Linked DNA regions of Homo sapiens: region 1 is linked to region 2. Evidence: chromatin contacts called from ENCODE Hi-C or POLR2A ChIA-PET data. All regions are on one chromosome and are shown on one strand. Each heading gives the region's core, a stretch centred on a gene start or an enhancer-like site at or near the end of the contact. The rest is flanking DNA. Distances are from core to core; before and after follow the strand shown.

Evidence for each region. Hi-C counts contacts between places; a loop is a spot of excess contacts on that map. ChIA-PET counts read pairs that join two places held with the same protein, here RNA polymerase II (POLR2A). Pooled maps may share reads with other maps.
Region 1: a map of naive thymus-derived CD4-positive, alpha-beta T cell shows a loop between it and region 2 (9-fold over the local background). The contact joins the enhancer-like site here to the promoter of YAP1-DT in region 2. A Hi-C loop is called at or near these places in 1 of 168 maps with a recorded cell type or tissue (naive thymus-derived CD4-positive, alpha-beta T cell) and 4 of 50 pooled maps. POLR2A ChIA-PET finds 5 or more read pairs at or near these places in 1 of 52 experiments (WTC11).

What each region holds. Positions count from the first base shown.
Region 1 is chr11:102,472,131-102,475,973 of GRCh38, forward strand. The region is part of intron 1 of LOC124902740 (a long non-coding RNA gene); the gene reads left to right. All of the region lies in intron 1 of LOC102723838 (a long non-coding RNA gene), which reads left to right. Among named protein-coding and RNA genes, the nearest start is that of TMEM123-DT, 21 kb to the left of the region's middle. Within about 2 kb of position 2,366, at least 3 of the 41 ENCODE cell types and tissues checked have a DNase peak (open chromatin) inside an H3K27ac peak, as active enhancers do.
Region 2 is chr11:102,107,897-102,111,995 of GRCh38, forward strand. YAP1-DT (YAP1 divergent transcript) reads right to left here and starts at 2,561. Exons shown (of 1, transcript NR_198976.1): 1 at 1,931-2,561. YAP1 (Yes1 associated transcriptional regulator) reads left to right here and starts at 2,551. Exons shown (of 9, transcript NM_001130145.3): 1 at 2,551-3,273. The coding sequence starts at 2,953. RefSeq lists silencers at 2,274-2,323, 2,334-2,463.

The sequences.
Region 1 (3,843 bases), core at 1,116-3,615, 360 kb after region 2:
ATGACCAATGGGTCTACCTGGACCCACCAACCCTCACCAACAGGGCCTGCCAAACTATACTTGAAAAGCCCTGGCCTTCAAATTTTCATGGCAATTGATTTGAGTAATAACTCTGTCTCCCATGTGTGGTGGCCAGCATCATGTCAAACTCTTTCTTTATTGCAATGTCATGGTCACAGTGAATTGGTTTTGTCTGTGCAGTGGGCGGGAAGAACCTGTTAGCAGCAGAATGTATCCTAGTGACACGGCACCAAAGCATGTTGGCTGCGGCAAATCCATATGGGTCTGCAGCAACCTCAATTCTTGCCTCCTCAGAAGAAAGAATTCCACGGAGGGGCATAAGGCAGAGTGAGAGACCAAGGAGGGTTTTAGAGCAGGAGTGAAAGTTTATTAAAAAGCTTAAGAGCAGGAAAGAAAGGAAATAAAGTACACTTGGAAGAGGGCCAAACAGGTGACTTGAGAGATTGTAACAGCCCAAGGAGTTCACCTTGCCCGCTGCCTAGACAGAGCTGATCCATCAAGACAGGGGAATTGCAATAGAGAAAGACTAATTCACACAGAGCTGCCTGTGCGGGGGACCAGAGTTTTGTTTTTTGTTTTTGTTTTTTTTTTGAGACAGAGTTTCACTCTTGTTGCCCAGGCTGGAGTGCACTGGCGTGATCTCGGCTCACCACAACGTCCGCCTCCCGGGTTCAAGCGATTCTCCTGCCTCAGCCTCCCGAGTAGCTGGGATTACAGGCACGCGCCACTACGCCCGTCTAATTTTGTATTTTTAGTAGAGATGGAGTTTCTCCATGTTAGTCAGGCTGGTCTCGAAATCCTGACCTCAGATGATCTTCCTGCCTCGACCTCTCAAAGTGCTGGGATTACAGGCATGAGCCACCGCACCCGGCCAAGACCAGAGTTTTATTATTACTCAAATCAGTCCCTCGGAGCACTGGGGGAGCAGAGTTTTTAAGGATAATTTGGTGGATGGGGGGAAGCCAGTGAGCCAGGAGTGCTGATTGGTCAGAGATGGAAAATAATAGGGAGTCGAAGCCATCTTCTTGTACTAAGTCCATTCCTGGGTGGGGACCACAAGATCAGATGAGCCAGTTTATTGATCTGGGTGGTGCCAGCTGATCCATCAAGTGCAGGGTCTGCAAAACATCTCAAGCACGGATCTTAGGAGCAGTTTAGGGAGGGTCAGAATGTTGTAGCCTCCAGCTGCATGACTCCTAAACCATAATTTATAATCTTGTGGCTAATATTAGTCCTACAAAGGCAGTCTAGTCCCCAGGCAAGAAGGAGGTCCGCTTTAGGAAAGGGCTGTTACTGTCTTTGTTTAAACTATAAACTATAAACTAAGTTTCTCTCATAGTTAGTTCAGTCCATGCCCAGGAATGAACAAGGACGGTTTGGAGGTTAGAAGCAAGATGGAGTCTGTTAAGTTAGATCTCTTTCACTGGCTCAGTCATAATTTTGCAAAGGCGGTTTCAAGATCAAGTGCAGGGTTTGACCTTTTGACTTGCTTTTATATGTTGGCATACTTCCAGGGCCTTGCATTACTTCTGCCCTGATTCTTACCTTGGGGCGTGCTCTCCACATGCGCAGTGCCCTGCCAGTGCTTGGGAGAGGCTGCATACACAGTGTGTTTACTGGAGTTGCACGCATGCTCACTTAAGTCGTTCTTCCCTTACCAGTAGAGTGTTCCTAGAGGAAGGTCCTATAGCAGTTAAGCTCCACCATTTTGCCTCTTAGTTCACATGCTTGGACCCATTTGCTCAGTTCCTAAGATCTTATTGGAAAGTTGCTGATCACCAGTTTCAGATTTTTTTCTACCTATTGGGGAACTGCCTTTCCCCTGGCACTGGCTGTGACCAATTATCATTTTAGAGAGATGGTTAACAACCACCTGACCATCACCTGATGGTTGCCTGATATTCCCGGTGGTGTTGGGGGTGGGGGGTCCTCTGCTGCCCTGCTCATGTCTGACTAGTTACCTACTGTAACAAGCCCATTAGGTGGTTACGTTTATAGCAAGGCAGATTGCACATCCTGGGACATCTTAGTAGAAGCGAGTGAGAAAGGCTTATTTTAGGATTTGGGCTTGTATTAGGTGATACTGAGAAGTGGAGCTTTGCCAGGATTGGTTGCTATCAAGGGAGTAGAGGCAATTTTATGACTGGGTATTTTAACAAATCTTATTGAAGGGGGCAGGAATAAACTGAGTCTAAAACTTTAATTGGCAGAGGCAAGATCCTCTCATATTAGCTAGGATGGGGGATATTTTGGTTATTTTTGTGGTTTGGACATGTTTGTTTTTCTGTTCAGACATCGTGATGGAGTGCTCTTGTTTTTGTCATGATCACAGAGTGCTCTGGTCTGACGTTAATGTTCAGTGAAACTGTTTATGTTCCACACCAAGGCCTAAATATGAGTGCCAGGCCAGCTTTCAGTTGTCAGGGGCTGCTTTTTCCTTTCTTATCTCTATGGGGTGATATAGTTCCTGTAAGGGTAAAAACTTTGGAAGGATAAAGGAACAAAATGTGGTGGATTGCTATAGAGGACTAGCATTGATCCTCAAACTTTGACATGCATCAGAATCTCCTGGCAGACCTATGAAAATATGGGGGCTGCCCCCTCCGCCAGAGTTTCTGATTCAGTAGGTCTAATGTGAGACTTGAAAATTTGCATTTCTAACCAGTCCTCAGGTGTTGTCTATGCTACCAGACCACACTTTGAAAACCACTGAAGTAGATGGAAGTATCAAAAGTGAGGATGATTACAGTGTAAGAAAACTGACCCAATAGGGTTATCTGCAATTCTCAAGATAAAAATCTAGAGTGGGCCAGCTGCAGTGGCTCATGCCTGTAATCCTAACACACTGGGAGGCCGAAGCGGGTGGATCATCTGAGGTCAGGAGTTCGAGACCAGCCTGGCCAACATGGTGAAACCCTATCCCTACTAAAACCACAAAAATTAGCCGGGCATGGTGGCGCATGCCTGTAATCCCAGCTACTCGGGAGGCTGAGGCAGGAGAATTGCTTGAACCCAGGAGGCGGAGGTTGCAGTGAGCCGAGATTGCACCACTGCACTCCAGCCTGGGCCACAAGAGTGAGACTCCATCTCAAAAAAAAAAAAAAAAATCTAGAGTGGTCTCTATGTGACTCTCTAATGCAATTCTAACACTGTATGATTGTGCATTTTCCTATTTTAAATTACCAGTCTTTCAGAGGGAAGAGTATATAAGAAGATTCTTCCCAAAATAATTTGTGCAAATTGTTGACAGCCGAAGTTTGTAATGCACATAAAAGTAAAACTTTTATGTGTTTATTGTTCATTTTCCAGGAAGTTCTCAATTACAAATAGGCAGATTTATTTTAGGGAAACAGATTAGTAAAACCAGTTTTTCACTAGATTATTTACAAATTGTCTCACTATACGTTATACATATTACATGCAAAGGAGGCCTTATGATCCTTTTTTAACTATTCTCTCATCAATATTAAGATAGAATTCTTTAAAAGGAATGTAACTGCTCACCCTTTTGAAGTGTTTAAATGTCTTCACTAAAAATTTGACATTTTCTACTTGATTTGGTTTACTTTTTCCTGAAAAAAGTGAACACAGTGAAAGGAAGTGATAAATAGGGATGCAAATGGGTTATCCTTTCTTGTTCTAAAAAATTAGTCTTAAGTTTATTTTTCTCTCTATAGGAGATAAAAGATGTATGACATGGACCACTTATGGTTTAAGCTGAATTGCCTCTGTCTTATAATTTTTACTGAGATTCAGTTTATGTTTGACCTAAAAAATTTAAGTATCATACAAAGAGTTTATATAAGAACTTAATATAATTTT
Region 2 (4,099 bases), core at 1,311-3,810:
TTGTATAAACGAGGAATAGTAAATTACAAAATCTTGGTTGATGATACAGAAGTGCTTACAGAACATAGTCACTCCAAAGACCCTTTCACTCCACTTATCAAAGTAATTTTGTCCTCAGTTTAATGGCAGGTGAAACAATATTGAACAAAGCAGCCTCTGCTGTATCTGAAGCCCTTTAGTTAGTGTTCATAGCAGTAAATGCTCTAGTAAAGGGACAGCTTCTATTCCAATCCCAGGTTTTCAATCACTTTGGTTCTTTTTTTGAGACAGAGTCTCGCTGTGTTGCCCAGGCTGGAGTGCAGTGGTGTGATCTCAGCTCACTGCAACCTCCACCTCCTGGGTTCAAGTGATTCTCATGCCTCAGCCACCTGAGTAGCTGGGACTACAGGAACATGCCACCACACCTGGCTAATTTTTATGTATTTTTTTTTTTGTAGAGACAGGGTATCACCATTTTGGCCAGACTGGTCTCGAACTTCTGACCTCAGGTGATTCCCCTGCCTTGGCCTCCCAAAGTGCTGGGACTACAGGCATGAACCACCGCACCCGGCCCACTTTGGTTCCTAAAGTTTTCTTTCAGGTAAAGTTTTTAATGCATAGTTTCTGCCCAAAGGTTTTGTTTGTGTGGACTGATTATTGGATAAGAGAGGAAGGGACTACCAACAGGGTCCCTGAGGCTGTGCTTAGAAAGAGAGGGCTGCTGCAAGGAGAGGCTATGTTACTACCTGTGAAATAATCTGTGAACATGGGACAACAATGACAACTGACATTGATGTGGAACTCACTGCACGTCCCAAACTGGGCTAAGTACTTTATATCCATTGACTCATTTAATGCCCCAACAACTATGAGGTAGGTGTTATTACCCCTGATGCTAATATTAAAGAACAGGAAATAAATAACTTGTCCAAAACCTCACAGCTAGTAAATGGCAGAACTGGGACCTGAACTCAAAACTCTGTAACTCCAGAACCTGCAAGTCTGTCGTTAAATGCACTTGACATTTAGGAGTGGGAACAAATCCAAGAACTAGTCATGGGTGTCATTTACTCTGATCCTTTTTTTCAGACAGGAAACTGGGGGTTCAGAGTAGTTGATTGGAATCTTCTGTTAGAATTTTGAGTGTCTGAGGCCTGCTCCTTTGGCCGAGCCCTACCACACCAAGTGATACAGATCCTTCAGAATTCTCCTGGGCATGTTCTGGCTGAAGGAAGAAATTACCTTTTTGCTCACGGACTTTTTCCTTGCTTAATCCTACTTATACCTTTGTTTCACTAGCATTGTAGACAAAATCATTAAAACAAGAAAGCCAGATTTCCTTAGAATGGGCTTGTGCATTTAAAATTAGACTGATGTTGCACAATCCTATGAATATATTTAAAAAAACAGTGAATTGCTTAAATATACTAATATGTACAACTATTGCAAAAACTGTATGGTATATAAATTATATCTCAACAAGGATGCTTTAAAAAAAAAAAACCCAGAGTGTATGACTTAAAAAACATTTCTATTGTTTTTGAGTGGCTTCCAGAAGGGCTCCTTGTACATCAGGTGCCTGGGATGACCTCCTTGCCCATTCATTTCTTATTCAGTCCACATTAACGGAGTCCACCGTTGGGCCAGGCACAGGGATAGCAGGGGTAGGGACCCAGCTCCTTGAGGATGAAAGACAGGTACAGAGGCATGAATGCTTGTACCTGAAGACGCACTAATTTTTTGGGTTGCGGCTTCCAGTGACTATTGCAAATTCGAGTACTAAAAAAGTTGATGTGATTTCACTATTTGGAAAATGTAGTGTTTTTGTTTCTTTTAATAAGTTACACTGAGTTACAGACCTGGTCTCAAAGCTTCAATTACAGTAACCGTTTACCCCTCTCAAGTGAGTTTTTGCAGACTAACAGATAAGTGAAACAATTACAAAATAAAGTTAATGCTGAAAACAATGGATCTTTATTAACATCAATGCCGGCTCACGGTATCTATTTTAACTCCAATCTATCCTCGCGGCTTTAAGCTCGCACAGGCGCTCCGCTCGGTCAAGCCGGGGTAACGCGAGGAGGAGGAGGTGGGTTCGCACATCCTCTCTCCACTTCTTTCGGCCTTGGCCCTTTCGCAGGTCCAGGCGAACTGGAAGCGCCTTTCCCGAGCACGGGCGGGGAAAAGGGGCCGAGCGGAGCGGAAGAACTTCCTGCAGCCAAGGGCGCCCGCGTTCTCCGCAGACACCACAGTTCGGACCCGGATTGGACCCATCGTTTGCGGTTCGCGGGGCAGAATACGGGGCACGCTTCGGGCCCCTGCCCGGCTGAGCGCGGGCGAAGGGCGGACCGGGCCAGGGCGAGCGGGTCACGTGCGGCCGGGAGAGGCGCCGCGGGCCGGGAGTGTGCAGGAATGTAGCAACTTGCAGCGAAAAGTTTCCCTGCGCTGCCGGCCGGGCCGCGGTGCGGGCGGGCGCGCAGAGGAAGGAAGAGCCGAGAGGAGGCGGGGCCGCGGCGGCGCGGGCGGGCGCTTCTCCTAACTTTAGTTTTGGCGTTTGAGGCGAGTTTCTGTCTCAGTCGGGCGCAGCCGCCGCCAGGGAAAAGAAAGGGAGGAAGGAAGGAACAAGAAAAGGAAATAAAGAGAAAGGGGAGGCGGGGAAAGGCAACGAGCTGTCCGGCCTCCGTCAAGGGAGTTGGAGGGAAAAAGTTCTCAGGCGCCGCAGGTCCGAGTGCCTCGCAGCCCCTCCCGAGGCGCAGCCGCCAGACCAGTGGAGCCGGGGCGCAGGGCGGGGGCGGAGGCGCCGGGGCGGGGGATGCGGGGCCGCGGCGCAGCCCCCCGGCCCTGAGAGCGAGGACAGCGCCGCCCGGCCCGCAGCCGTCGCCGCTTCTCCACCTCGGCCCGTGGAGCCGGGGCGTCCGGGCGTAGCCCTCGCTCGCCTGGGTCAGGGGGTGCGCGTCGGGGGAGGCAGAAGCCATGGATCCCGGGCAGCAGCCGCCGCCTCAACCGGCCCCCCAGGGCCAAGGGCAGCCGCCTTCGCAGCCCCCGCAGGGGCAGGGCCCGCCGTCCGGACCCGGGCAACCGGCACCCGCGGCGACCCAGGCGGCGCCGCAGGCACCCCCCGCCGGGCATCAGATCGTGCACGTCCGCGGGGACTCGGAGACCGACCTGGAGGCGCTCTTCAACGCCGTCATGAACCCCAAGACGGCCAACGTGCCCCAGACCGTGCCCATGAGGCTCCGGAAGCTGCCCGACTCCTTCTTCAAGCCGCCGGAGCCCAAATCCCACTCCCGACAGGTAACCTCGTTGCCCCTCTCCCCGTTTCCCCGTCGGGCGGGCCTCAGACCGGGGGGGCGCTCGGGAGCCGCGGCCGCCAGCTCTGGTCAGGGGAGGGGGGTTGCGGGAACTCTAGCTGGGGTGGGGGTCCCGAGGCGAAGTGGAACTGGAGTCGTCCACTCCGCCGCGGTGACCAGCTCCCCACTCCTCCCAGAGTCCGGGGCTGAGATTTGTTTTTCCCTTCTGAGTTTCTCTCTGCGGTTGCAGCCCCGGGGGGCGTGCTTTCCCTCCTTCTTCCTTTCTTTCTTCCCGGGGTTCCCGAGAGGTTGGCGGGAGTGGAGGAGGGGTGGGGAGGAAGGAAGGGGGTGGGGAAAAGTCGGGCCTGGGCCGCGGTGGGCTTGCACAATGCGCGCGCCTCCGCGCGCTCCGCACCTTCGCTCCCGCCGGGCCGGGCTGGGAAAGGGGGAGGGGGGCCTCTGGCATTTGTGTGTGGGTGTGTTGCCAGCGGCGGCCGAGTTTGTGAAGTTGAGCCCTGGGCCCCTTTCCTTTGCGGCCTCTCGGTCCACTTCAGTCTCCTGGGGGAGTCAAATAATTGTTCTCTTGTTTTCCAGTGTTGATTAGAGGTGGGGGTAGAACCGGTCCATTTAGTTTTTTGCTCTTTCTTTCCTTCCCCCCTCCCGTTTCCCCTCCCCCTCCCGTAAGCATTTATTTTCCTCGCGGCTCAGGCGATTTCGGAATACAGGTTTCGGGCTTCCCCTGCCCAGACTTTCCTGGAAGTTGTTTATGGAGTTCTTTCACCCCTGCTCTTCCCTTGTGTGTTGGAACTTGGGCCGGCTTGCTCTTATCA